2 separate regions of the Homo sapiens genome follow, and region 2 is linked to region 1. Evidence: chromatin contacts called from ENCODE Hi-C data. All regions are on one chromosome and are shown on one strand. Each heading gives the region's core, a stretch centred on a gene start or an enhancer-like site at or near the end of the contact. The rest is flanking DNA. Distances are from core to core; before and after follow the strand shown. Region 1 holds the start of NABP1 (nucleic acid binding protein 1). Region 2 holds the start of ANKRD44-AS1 (ANKRD44 antisense RNA 1).

The links. A loop is a pair of places that touch in the nucleus more often than their neighbours do. Pooled maps may share reads with other maps.
Region 2: a loop to region 1 is called in a pooled map, with 8 times the contacts of the local background. The contact joins the promoter of ANKRD44-AS1 here to the promoter of NABP1 in region 1. A Hi-C loop is called at or near these places in 3 of 50 pooled maps.

Annotation. Positions count from the first base shown.
Region 1 is chr2:191,675,487-191,681,439 of GRCh38, forward strand. NABP1 (nucleic acid binding protein 1) reads left to right here and starts at 2,650. Exons shown (of 6, transcript NM_001031716.5): 1 at 2,650-3,219; 2 at 3,504-3,642. The coding sequence starts at 3,129. RefSeq lists silencers at 257-551, 2,342-2,691, 3,292-3,351 and enhancers at 499-608, 2,202-2,281, 2,491-2,993, 3,821-5,020.
Region 2 is chr2:197,194,812-197,200,764 of GRCh38, forward strand. It overlaps ANKRD44-AS1 (ANKRD44 antisense RNA 1), which reads left to right and starts at 3,180. Exons shown (of 2, transcript NR_135584.1): 1 at 3,180-3,278; 2 at 4,107-4,462. All of the region lies in intron 1 of ANKRD44 (ankyrin repeat domain 44), which reads right to left. RefSeq lists an enhancer at 4,226-4,295.

The sequences.
Region 1 (5,953 bases), core at 1,400-3,899:
CCTTCTATGTCCAGGATTCTAATGGATGCCCTTCTGTATTACAGTGGATCTCACTAAGCATCTTTACACTAAAACATGGTGTTGAGGTTCTGGATGTAAAGTGGAAGAGTCCATCATCTCAGAGTAAGCTTATGTTTAGGCTGTGAAAAATGAAGGCTTGAAGAACAACAGCCTTAGAGAAAAGAAGACCATGAAGTAATCTTGTGTATGTATTAAAGAATCAGCAATATAATCATTATGACCTAAATGAGTAGACTGAGTGGCAGATCTATTTCACTGAATGGTAATATAAGAAAAGATATCTGCCTAGCAATAATTGTCTCCTTGACATCTCCTTTTTCTTTTTATTAACCACATCTTTGGGAGTGATTTAGAGGTAGCTGAAACCAACTAGCCTGGGCTGAACAGTTTCTGTATTGCCCAGACCATCTTGTTTCTCAAGGCTGCCTTTCGTTTTGGTTAATGAGAAAGCATATGGTTGCCATTTCCTTTCTGAGAACTGCTGAGTTAGTAGGGAAGGAAGTAGATGTTCAGCTGAGTTCTGTCCTGTGGGGGAAGGGAAGGGCTGAGCCACAGCTTGGAGTACCAGCTTCTGCTTTTGTGGGGCTTGATTTTCTGTGTCTGATTTCTTTTTATAAAATGTTCATATAATTAGCCTGAACAGCCCAACCTAATCCCTTTTCTGGGGGCAAATGATTGAGAGTTGAGTGGCAAACTTTCTTTGCCCAAACTCTTGGCCGTAACTCTTAACATTCTTAATTGGTTTCCTGTCTATTCTTAATCTTTTGAAGATCTTGTCAAACCTTAAAAAAAAAAAAAAAGAGCTCTGCCTTAAATATTGCTTCTGTGAGAATATTTTGCCTGTTTAAGAAAATACAGCTTTGAGTACAATCCAATTGAAGTGTCAAGTCCTGCCAGATAACCATGGTAGAATTAGAGCTTCTGAGCTGGATTGGGATTGAGGTTGGACGCTGGCTCTGCCATTAACTGGCATGTTTCATCATTTGTTTTATTTGATGTTGAAATTATGCTTATAATTTTATTTTACACCACTTTCCAGTATGACATCAGTGTCTTTGGCACCTTGGGCTTTATTAGTTCATGAAATGGAAGCTTCTGTTTCCTTAAAAATGCCTTGACTCTCTTGCTAATGTTGTGATAATGTTTCCAACTCTTTCTAGGGCTATAATATCTATGCTGCTTGTTTGCAAATACTTGGGAAGTGGTGGTTGATCTAAAGATACTCAGAAAGAATGGGGAGAAAATTAAGGCTTCTGACACTTTTCCCAACATTTCTGTTATCATCACCAAGAATTAACTAGATGATTCTTTAATGCCCCACTACTTTATTCTGCTATTTTATTTCTTCAGTCTGTTTTTGACTCTTATAATGACACCACTGGAAGTTAAGTCTAAACATTACCTTTAGGCTGGAGAGCTCTGGGGTCAAGATTGACTAGATTTAAAACCCAGCTCAGCCATTCTCTAGCTATCTGGTCTCTGGTGAGTTCCATCGCCTGTAAAACGGGGATTAAAAAGGGGAAAATACTGAGTATGTACTATTTGCTAGGCACTAGTTGGACAATTTATGATCCATTTAATCAATCTTCTGCTAGGCAGGGATCCCCATTTTATTATGGTTAAAAAGCTGTAATAAAAGCCAATTGACCTAAAGCTCTCACAAGTAAATAGCTGGAGCCCAGGTTTGTCTCTAAAGCACATGCTCTTTTCACTACGCGACATAAAAAAAACTTTATTAATCTTTTTTTCCAGATTATGTTTCAAGGGTTCCCACTGCTGTTGAATAATTAATTCCTTTTAGATGTACAAAAGCAAGTGCAAAGTAAAAGAAGAAAAGCTAAATGGGGAAGGTGTGTAATATGAGAGGCAGGGGGTAAGGAAAAATGAGAAGTCTGCAAAGGAATTTACGTCCTATCTGCTTAGCATTACACAGTGGAAGCCCACGTCAGACATTTGTGTTGCAGTCCTGCCTGCTCAGGGGTTGCTGGGTGACCTTCTGCAAATTACCTCATCTTTCTGGGTTTCAATTTAAGTATGCCTGAAATGAGGCGGTTGAATTGATCTCCAAATTCCCTTCTGGTGCTAAACTTCCAGCCTTGTAGCCACTGACGCCTTCACCATCCCAGCCTGTTTTCCCTTGGTACCGGACCAGCTGCCCTTGCCCGAACCCTGTTCTTCCTCGACTGCGAACTTTCTAACGTACTCACAGGTTCTAAACTCTACCGTTCCTCGTGACCGAGGGACTAAAGGGCCCGGGCAGGGGCTCAACTCTGAGAGAAAAAAAGGCAAGAAAACTCCAAAGTTGGACAGCAAGCGTCAAAAGACTGCACAGCAGGAAGGCGAAACCGAACAGAACTGCTGCTGCGCGGCGACAGCTGAAGTGGGTGGAGAACGGGAGGGCGGGGGAGGCGGGGCCGAGAGCGATTGGAAGGACGAGGGGGCGGAGCCCGCGCTGACAGCCCCCGGGGAGGAGCGAGGGAAGCTCTGCGGGCTGCGGCGGCCGGGTCCCGCCCCTTTGCTTCCCCTCCCCAGCACCAGGCGGGCGTGGCAGCAGGCGTGCCGACGCAGCGTGACTTCACAAGGGGAGGGGCGGGCCGAGGGTCCTGCCGGCGCGCGGGCGTGTTCATCAGTCGCTGTTTGGGACGCTGGGTGTGCGGTGTTCTGTCTCCGCTCCCGTTTCGCTGTCACAGCCCGTTCCTTCCCGGAGCCCGGGACAGGCTGGGCGCGCGCCCGTGTGAGTGAGCGGGACTCAGGGCAGAAGTGTCCCCTCACTGCGTTTTTTTTTCCTTTTATCCAAAGAACGGGGCAGTTAGTACGCTTGCCTTCCTGTCGCCCGGTTGGGAGCGGGGTTGGTGTGCGGAGTGGTTCGCCTTTTTTTCTTTAGAACTTGTGAGCCTTTTTTTTTTTTTTTTTTTTTTTTCTTTTTTTAGGCTCAGTGCTGTCCGGGCTGGTTTGCCCGGTCCCTGACTAACGGCTTTCTGCCCCTTCTCTCGCCACCCCTGCCCAAGGTCGCCCCTCTGCCTTCGCCCCTGTCCCGGGAGGGTGGGAAGCTTTGACCCCGCCCTGCCCACTCGCGTCTCCGCAGCCGTAGCCGCGCCTGTCCCAATATGAATAGGGTCAACGACCCACTTATTTTTATAAGAGATATTAAGCCCGGACTGAAAAACTTAAATGTCGTCTTTATTGTCCTGGAGATAGGTAAGTGGGGTTTGCAGCCTACTCCACCGCCCGCTGTGCCTCCCGGGGCGGGAGACAGGGGCGCCGGCCGCTGCGCGCCCGGGGCTCCCCTCCTCCTCCCTCCCCTCCCCCACCCACGTGGCTCTAGTGGCCTCCGCCCGAGATCGGATCCTACCTGAGGCGGGAGCCCTGGGCTTGGTCACTTCCCACCTTCCAGATGTATTAAAATACCGGAGGAGGAGTTAGCCTTTCTGGATGTCCTCATTATCTAACAACCCCTCCCTTTGATTTTTAAATCCTCACAGGACGCGTGACCAAAACCAAAGACGGCCATGAAGTGAGATCGTGCAAAGTAGCAGATAAAACGGGCAGCATCACTATTTCCGTGTGGGATGAGATCGGAGGTCTTATACAGCCAGGGGATATTATTCGGTTGACCAGAGGGTAGGTGTGCAAAAAAGTCGGGGGACCTAACAGTCTGCAGAATCGGGATTGGCCGGCTCCTGGGATCTTGGCAAGCCCTGAAGTCCCCCGCCTTTTCTGTGGGCCACTCTTGAGGAGTTTTGAACTCCTTTGGTGTTAACTTTGGGTGGTGGGCAGCGCTGGGATGTAACAGACCTTTGCAGTGAAAGGCAGTCGGTTTCAGCTGGGAAATCCGCGCCTCTACCCCGGTTTACAGGTTAAGTAGATTTTTAATTATTATTATTTTTTGGGACCGAGTCTCGCTCTGTCGCCAAGCTGGAGTGCAGTGGCGTGATCTCTCCTCACTGCAGCCTCCGCCTCGCGGGTTCAAGAGATTCTCGTGCCTCAGCCTCCCAAGTAGCTGGGACTACAGGCGTGTGCCACCACGCCCAGCTAAGTTTTGTATTTTTAGCAGAGACGGGGTTTCAGAGTGTTGCCCAGGCTGGTCTCCAACTCCTGACCTCAAGTGATCCGCGCGCCCCAACCTCCCAAAGTGCTGGGATTACAGGCGTGAGCCACCACGCCCGGCATAGATTTTTAGTTCTATTCTGAGTCAGTGAGTCTTTTTAGGAGACTGGTATAGTCCATATTTTTTCTTTTTTATAAGTTGTTTTCTCTAGTGTAGTTGCCACTCAGTTGTTTCCCACCCCTTCTCCATTTTTAATGACTTGAAATCCTGGCCAGTATTTTACATATGTTATTTAGAAATGTGGACATAAATGAAAATTATAGGTAAAGGATTTAGCATATTCTGTGATATGTCAAATTTGTACTTGGAAAAAGAGGGAAACTTTACAGTATCTGGAAGGCTCATTCTCCAAAATGATTTCTTGTGTCTTCTGCTGTAAGGTGGATGTTGCGCAAAAACCAAAGGGATACACAGAAAATGTTTGGCAGAAAGGCATCTACAATACCTTCATCCAAAAGAGTCAGTTGGCGGATAGGTGGCTTTAAAAAATACTAGAACTTTTTTTTTAAAAAATAGATTGCTTTTAGAAATTTACCAAATTTTTATCTTAGGAAGATAAAAGGGCAGAAAAGGATCTTAAAAACAGAATTTGGAAGCTTTTGAGATCAATAAAATTGTAATAATTTATCATTAACTGCAGGGAAAGTGGTGGAGATTGATGTTGGCCTAATAAGTAGAATCTTAGAAGTATTGGAAAGCACTGAGAGTAGGAGCTTAGAGCTCCTTGGTGTTACCTTGCAGGCTTACAACATCTTCAGGAAGTGAGGTAAAGTGTCATCAAAGCAGGAAGTGAGAGTCAGGACTTAGACATTTTCTTCTCATACACTGACTCATGACAGTAATTTAAACTTCCACATCTTTAAAAAACAAAAGAGAATTCCTTCTTAGGGAAGTATGGTGAGGATTGATTAGTATAATTGGAGTTTTTGGCTCCCCAAATATTTTTCACCCAATGATTGAAAGTATTTTTTACGCTAAAAACGGCATCTTATTTCAAGTATTTCATGTTCTGTAGTGACAGTCATAGGTGTTTCCATCAAAAAAATTATTGGAAAATTAAACTTATTAGTTAGGTACTATAGAATTTTAAGGGGAACAATTACCTGGGAGTACAATTTAAACGAAAATTAAAAACTATAGAAACTCTATTTACTACTTCAGTATGACCTTGAGAAGTTACTACACCTCATACTTCAGCTTCCTCTTCTGTGAAATGGGAATAATTATACCTTATTTACCAAAACAACACACTCAGCTTGGAGTCTGGCTCATTCTAAGGCCCTTAAATTCTGGTTGAATCTAAGAAAAGTAGCTTTTGAAGAAAAACATACCTAACATCTAAATAATGGTTCAAATATCAACATGTTTATCAGAATACCCTGAAAACTTACCTCAGTGTTCTCATTTCTTAAAGTGAATGTTAAATATTTTAATTGTAACCAAATTTTTTCTCAAAATATGGGTTAATTTTTATTTTAGTAAGGTGAAATGTTAATGCACTGTATCCTAAGCCACTCTTTGTATAACTTAAGAGTGGTGAATGGTGTCTTTAATAAATAACCCTTTAATTAAAGTAAAGAGAACTGTATAGTAAGTTAAAGTCATGAAGTTACCATAGTAGTTGTACAGAGAACCATTGAGAACCAAACCTTGGATTGATTTTATAATATTAATTTACCTTTTTCTTAGATATCTAGGATTATTTTATGTAGTGATGCTGTCTGCTTTCAAAATTGTTCGGAGTAAACATTTGCCAGTTTGTTTACTACAAACCCAGCATGGTATTAAAAATCACATGTTTGGAAAGGCAGATAGGTGAAGCTT
Region 2 (5,953 bases), core at 1,930-4,429, 5.5 Mb after region 1:
AAACAAAGGGCTACAGTCTTTCAAAGTTGAGGGGGCTCCGCATGGGTCTGAGTTATAAAGATGAAGAAGGTAGGCACTAAGCAGAATTTTGAAGGATGAGACTGGGGACTGGAGAGTAAATCTTTCATGTTGGAAAATAATAGAAGATGAAGTTAGAAAAATGAATAACTGGGTGGGGGGAGCATCACATCAGCATAAGAAGCTTTAACCTAATCTTTTTGGTGCAATCATATAGCTCATTACCACCTCAAACTCTTGGGCTCAAGCGATGCTCCCACCTCAGCCTCCCAAGTAATTCAGACTATGGGCACAGGCCACTGTTAAACCTGGTGAATTTTTAATATTTTTTTGTGGAGACAGGGTCTCGCTATGTTGCCCAGGCTGCTCTTGAACCCCTGGCCTCAAGCAATTCTTCTGCCTCAGCCTCCCAAAGAGCTGGGATTACAGTCATGAGCACTGTACCCAGCCTTTACCTAATCTTATGGACAAACAGGAATGGGGGTCATGAGCAGGAGAAAGGAATAGAGTTTTCCCAAGAATTTAATCTGGCCAAAGTGTACACTGAGTACTGGAGAAGGAGAGATTGGAGTTAGAGGCCCAGTTAGAAGGCTGTTGCTACAATCCAAGCCATCACAGGAAAGAACTTTCCCATCTTTTTTTTAATCACAGTCTCCCCAGGTGCTACTTACAGGGATACGGTGAAAACAACAGATATAGTTTTTGGTTCTTTAATGTCTGCTCTATTCCTGGATGCAATTTTGGCCCAGCATCTTGGCCACTTTCCTTCACTCTTTATATATAGCCCAAATCCCTTGCCTCCGAAACACTAATGTTTCCAGGTGAAACTGAGGTTACTTCCTTTAGTTCTGGAACATTTCCATTTTTTCCCCCACAGAACCTCTGCGGATGTAAGCTCTGTTTTGTCAGACTTGTCACTTGATCGCTGAATTTAAATCATAACATTTCAAAAATAGGCCACATCCATAAAGAGAAAGGCAAATCAAAACAAGGCAGACAGCCTTTGCCAAGTGCCATATTTCTATCAGGATCTGCTGCCAACTACCCACAGATTTTTTCACTCTGTCTAGTTTCAAATGGCTTGAGATCAAACCTAAACTTTAGCTAAGATAATTAAATTGTGTTGGGGAGTTAACTTTTAAAGAAAGCTAATTTGGGCAAAAAGGACAATGGATCCAGGAGGTTAGTTCATACAGAACATTTAAATCCATGTAATTTTAGTGAAACAAAAAGAACAACTATATATACTTCTGCAACAGTTTCCTGTTTTGAAAAATTGGTATAGAGGTTTTATTTCTCATCTTGGCTTGGGTTACATTCTTTGTATAACTGTATCTTACTGCATATTGAATTCATGTAGTTGCAAACATGAGAGGTGGATTTAATAATGTTAATCAATATAAACCACTTTAGTGATCTTTGTGGGGAAAAAAGAAAAATGGCCAGAAGATGATTTTCAGGGTTGTAGGTATATTCAGTATAATTTATTTGTCTGTTCAAATAGAGACAGCAGTTCAGTTTTAGGGTGCACTGGAAAACATGACTTTTTATTACTACCTGGTATGTGCATCACTTATAAAAAAGACAACAATAAAAAAGTATTCCTTATAAAAAATAGCAGAAAATGATCCATAACTACAGAAGTATCTTCTTGTGGTCATGAGTAATTTTAATTTTTGAGAATCTCACAAATTGGAAGCTAAATAAAGCAATTCAAGTGTCCTTTAAAAACAACAACAAAATCAGCATGTAGAAATGAAAGGTACTCTCAGAAAGGTGGCAATCTCCTGCTACATTTGAGGAGGCTGGAACTACTGTATACAAGATATATGGATTAACTCAGTCACATTAAATCATTCATGATTTAGGCAACTCCAGATTGGGTTTGTCTAAAATCTGTTAGCACCTGGGTTCTTTCCAAACACCAGCAAGCAATTTTTACACAATCAGGTCTTTCCAAAGCCCATGACAATTTTCCTTTAAACCCTCTCCTTCCCTTCTACTGTTCTTTTCTTTGAATTCCACGTGCATTCTTGGAAAGACAGCAAGCAGTTAAACTCTCACCACCTCTCCACAGGTGAGGGACTAGGGACATGTGTAAAACGGAGTCACCTTCCTGTTCTGGCCATTGTCAATTTTTTTTTTCCTAAGGCATCTTGTTATAGCAACCATTCTAAAATTGTTATAGCAACCATTCTAAAATTTAAGGCAGTGGGTTGATCAGGACCTGAATTAGTTTCTGCCTGAGATGACTGGAAGGTCCCCTACTCCCTCCCCAGCCAGAAAAAGTCACATGGAATGAAAATCTATTAGAGAATCCCCTCAGTGTAGTCTTTCAGGAAGCATCTTCTCATTTCCCCATCCAAAATCATGGTAAGGACATCCAGTGACAGATGTCAAAGGGAAAGGATAAGGCAGCAGGAAGAGAGAGGAGCCTAAGAGACTGGAAAACATTCGATAATATAAAATGGGAAAATGGGAAATTCTGCAAAAAAAAAGAAGTCATATCATATTTCCTTTCACAGACACCAACCCAGTGCGTAGCTCCTTTATTTCTTTACACACTACCCCCTCCAACAGGGGATAAAAGATATGTTTTCTAAAACTTAATTTGGTACATTTCAGATAACCACATTCAATTCAACAAAGATGTATTAAGCATAAGACATTTACTGAGCATAAGAAATTCAGACACTGGAGGCCGGGCGCAGTAGCTCATGCTTGTAATCCCAACACTTTGGGAGACCAAGGCAGGCGGATCACTTGAATCCAGGAGTTCCAGACCAGCCTAGACACATGGTGAAACCACATCTCCACTAAAAATGCAAAAATTAGCTGGGCACGGTGGCGCACACCTGTAGTCCCAGCGACTCGGGAGGCTGAGGTGGGAGAACCAACTGAGCCCAGGAAATTGAGGCTGCAGTGAGCCATGCTCACACCATTGCACTCCAGCCTGGGTGACAGAGTGAAATCCTGTCTCAAAAAAAAAAAAAAAAAAAAAGAAAGAAAGAAACACAGAAAAAGAAAAAGAAAGAAAGAAATTCAGACACTGGAATGTCAGAGTCAGTCTCTCCCTTGATGAGGTTACCAAGGTGTAACAGGAAGTATACAAATACGCACAGCTAGAATGTAAGGCACAGGCCGCAGGAGAAGTGCATGGAGAAGGGAGAGAAATTGTACCTGGCCTCCTGAAAGACGCAGCCTCTGAAATGAATATTGAAGACTGGGGAGGATTTAAACAGGTAGAGACGGATGGAATGGTAAGGGACTTTCCCTTCTTCATATTCAGAAGGCTGTGAGCAGAAGCTAGGGAGCCTGAACATACACAGGGAACAGTTTCATTTGGCTGGAGGAGGGGAGAAGTGAGGTAAGCTGAGTAGTAGACAGGGATCCTATCATGGAAGGTCTTGAATACCAAGCTAAGAAATTTGAGCTCTCTTCTGTGGAACTGGGGGAGCAGTGGGTGGTTTTTGAGCAGGGGAGTGACCTAAGATTTGTGCTTTAGAACAATCACTCTAAAAATGGATTGTATGATGACCTGGAGGAAAAGGCTGGAGTGTCATAACAAGTTAGGAAACTGCAATAATAGTCTGCACAAAGGGCTCTGGGGATGGAGTACCGCTCAGTTGTCAGAGGAAGCATTCTTCTGGTGGTAATATGTGAATCTAAAAGGTAAATTTGACCGGGCATGGTGGCTCACGTCTGTAATCCCAGCACTTTGGGAGGCCGAGGCAGGTGGATCACCTGAGGCCAGGAGTTTGAGACCAGCCTGGCCAACATGGTGAAACCCCGTCTCTACTAAAAATACAAAAAATTAGCCAGGCATGGTGGCGTGCCCCTGTAATCCCAGCTACTCGGGAGGCTGAAGCAGGTGAATCGCTTGAGCCCGGGAGGTGGAGGTTGCAGTGAGCTGAAATCGTGCTACTGCACTCCAGCCTGGGCGACAGCAAGACTCCATCTCGAAAAATAAAAAATAAAATAAAATAAAATAAAATGTAAATCTAGCTCCACCTTTAATGTAGCAAGGGCTAGCCTCCTCAGGAGTGGCTGCCTACATTCAAAACGATTCTCACCAACTTCTTCCACAGGACACAGGGCTCGGGAGCAGCGCCAGCCCGACATCGGCGGAGGAGCACCGGAAGTTCTGCAGCACTGGCTTTCTTTGCTCTTCCACCTATGCAAGCTCCTTCTCTCTTGTGGCTTGCCGAGCCTGGTTAGCTCTGAGACCGGAAGTTCTGAAGTCAGCTGGCATCCTACATCTGTGCAACCTACTTCTCTCCCCATCCCACCACAGAAACCAGAGCCTCGAGGCTTTTGGCTTGGGTGCTGCCTTCACAGTTTAGGTTTTGGTAAGAAGAAAGCTTATCTTCATGTCATGAGAAAGAAAAAAAAATGTATCTTTACGTAACGAGCTGAAAGAACAAAACAAGTATACCTAAGCCAAGTACATGCTATCTTTATTTCTTTATTTCCACACTGAAATTTAGTCAGGGATAAAACTTACTTTTTTAATCACACGAAGTTTGAAAAATAGGAAGTACTATGGGAAACACCTAATGCATCAAAACCCCTGTGCATTTTATCTTTGTCTTATGTTTGCTGGATTTTAATCTTAGTAGGTTTCCTGTTGCAACAATACAAAAACAGATAAAGAAAAAACTTAATAACCTTTCCTACCACAAATGTGAACAGCCCGTGTTCTTGTTGGTAGGTACAGATACAGATATATGAGATTATCGTTATTTATTATCAGAAAATGGGATTTTACTATTTCCCACACACACACTTTTTTTGAGATGGGGGTCTTGCTATATTGTCCAGGGTGGTCTCAAATTCTTGGGTTCAAGCGATCCTCCCACCCAAGTATCTGTAATCCAAGTAGTCTGGATTACAGATGCATACCACCATGCCTGGCTTATTTCCCTCTCTTACAATTTGCAAAAATAATGATGTACTGAGGACATCCCCCAGGTCGATAGCTACAGGATTAAATCATTTCTCTTAATAACTATATATAATACTATTCCATTGTATGGATATGCCATAACATATTCAATTATTCCCCTTCGAATGGGCATTTGGGTTGTTTCTAGTTTGTACCACAACAAACAAGCCTCTATCAGTGCTTATCCACATTGCACAGAGAAGTGCTACCAGAGCCAAAAGCATTTTCTGAGTACCTACAATATGCTATTTTTATGAAATATACAAAAGAAATGTGTGACATAGTCCTTTCCTAAAAGACTGCCAAATATAGTTGGGGAAATAAGCCTAACCCACACAAAACACTTAAACTGTGTAAGACAGTACTGAACCATGTTCTACAGACCTCATGCAAATGGATGCCAAGTTGTCCTTCTGCACAATGACAGATTGGAGAGGTAATCTGGAGGTGCCTTTAGCCATAATATTCTAGGAGCCTTCTTGATTCAGAAAAGGGGAAGCATGAAAGGCTAAGAAGCCAGAGTGGTGTCTCTGGAGGAGGCAGGACTTGAACAAGGCCTGAACATGGTTTAGATGGAGGAAGGAAAAAAATGTATTTTGGAATGACAAATGAGGCAGGGCACAGCACTGACTTTAGACATGTATATGCTCAGGAGAATGTCCTGAGTTACAGCATTTCTAAACACCCTCTTCTCATACTCCTCCCACCACCACCACTCGCCAGACTCTGCTTAAAGATATAAAAAATTCCCAAGCTTGGCTGCTGCAGAACATCACACTAACACTAATTTAAAATGCACTACTTCCAGACAGCACGAGCTTGAAATTACCTCCAAATCTCTTCCTTCCCTGTCCTTCTCATGCCCTATGCTACCCCCTGCCAAAACACATACAACGCTTGCTGTGCCCTTCAAACAACAGTAGTCATTTAAGCTGCTCCTGCCCATCTGGAAAATAATATGAATAACATGAAAGAAAGCAATAATGAAGT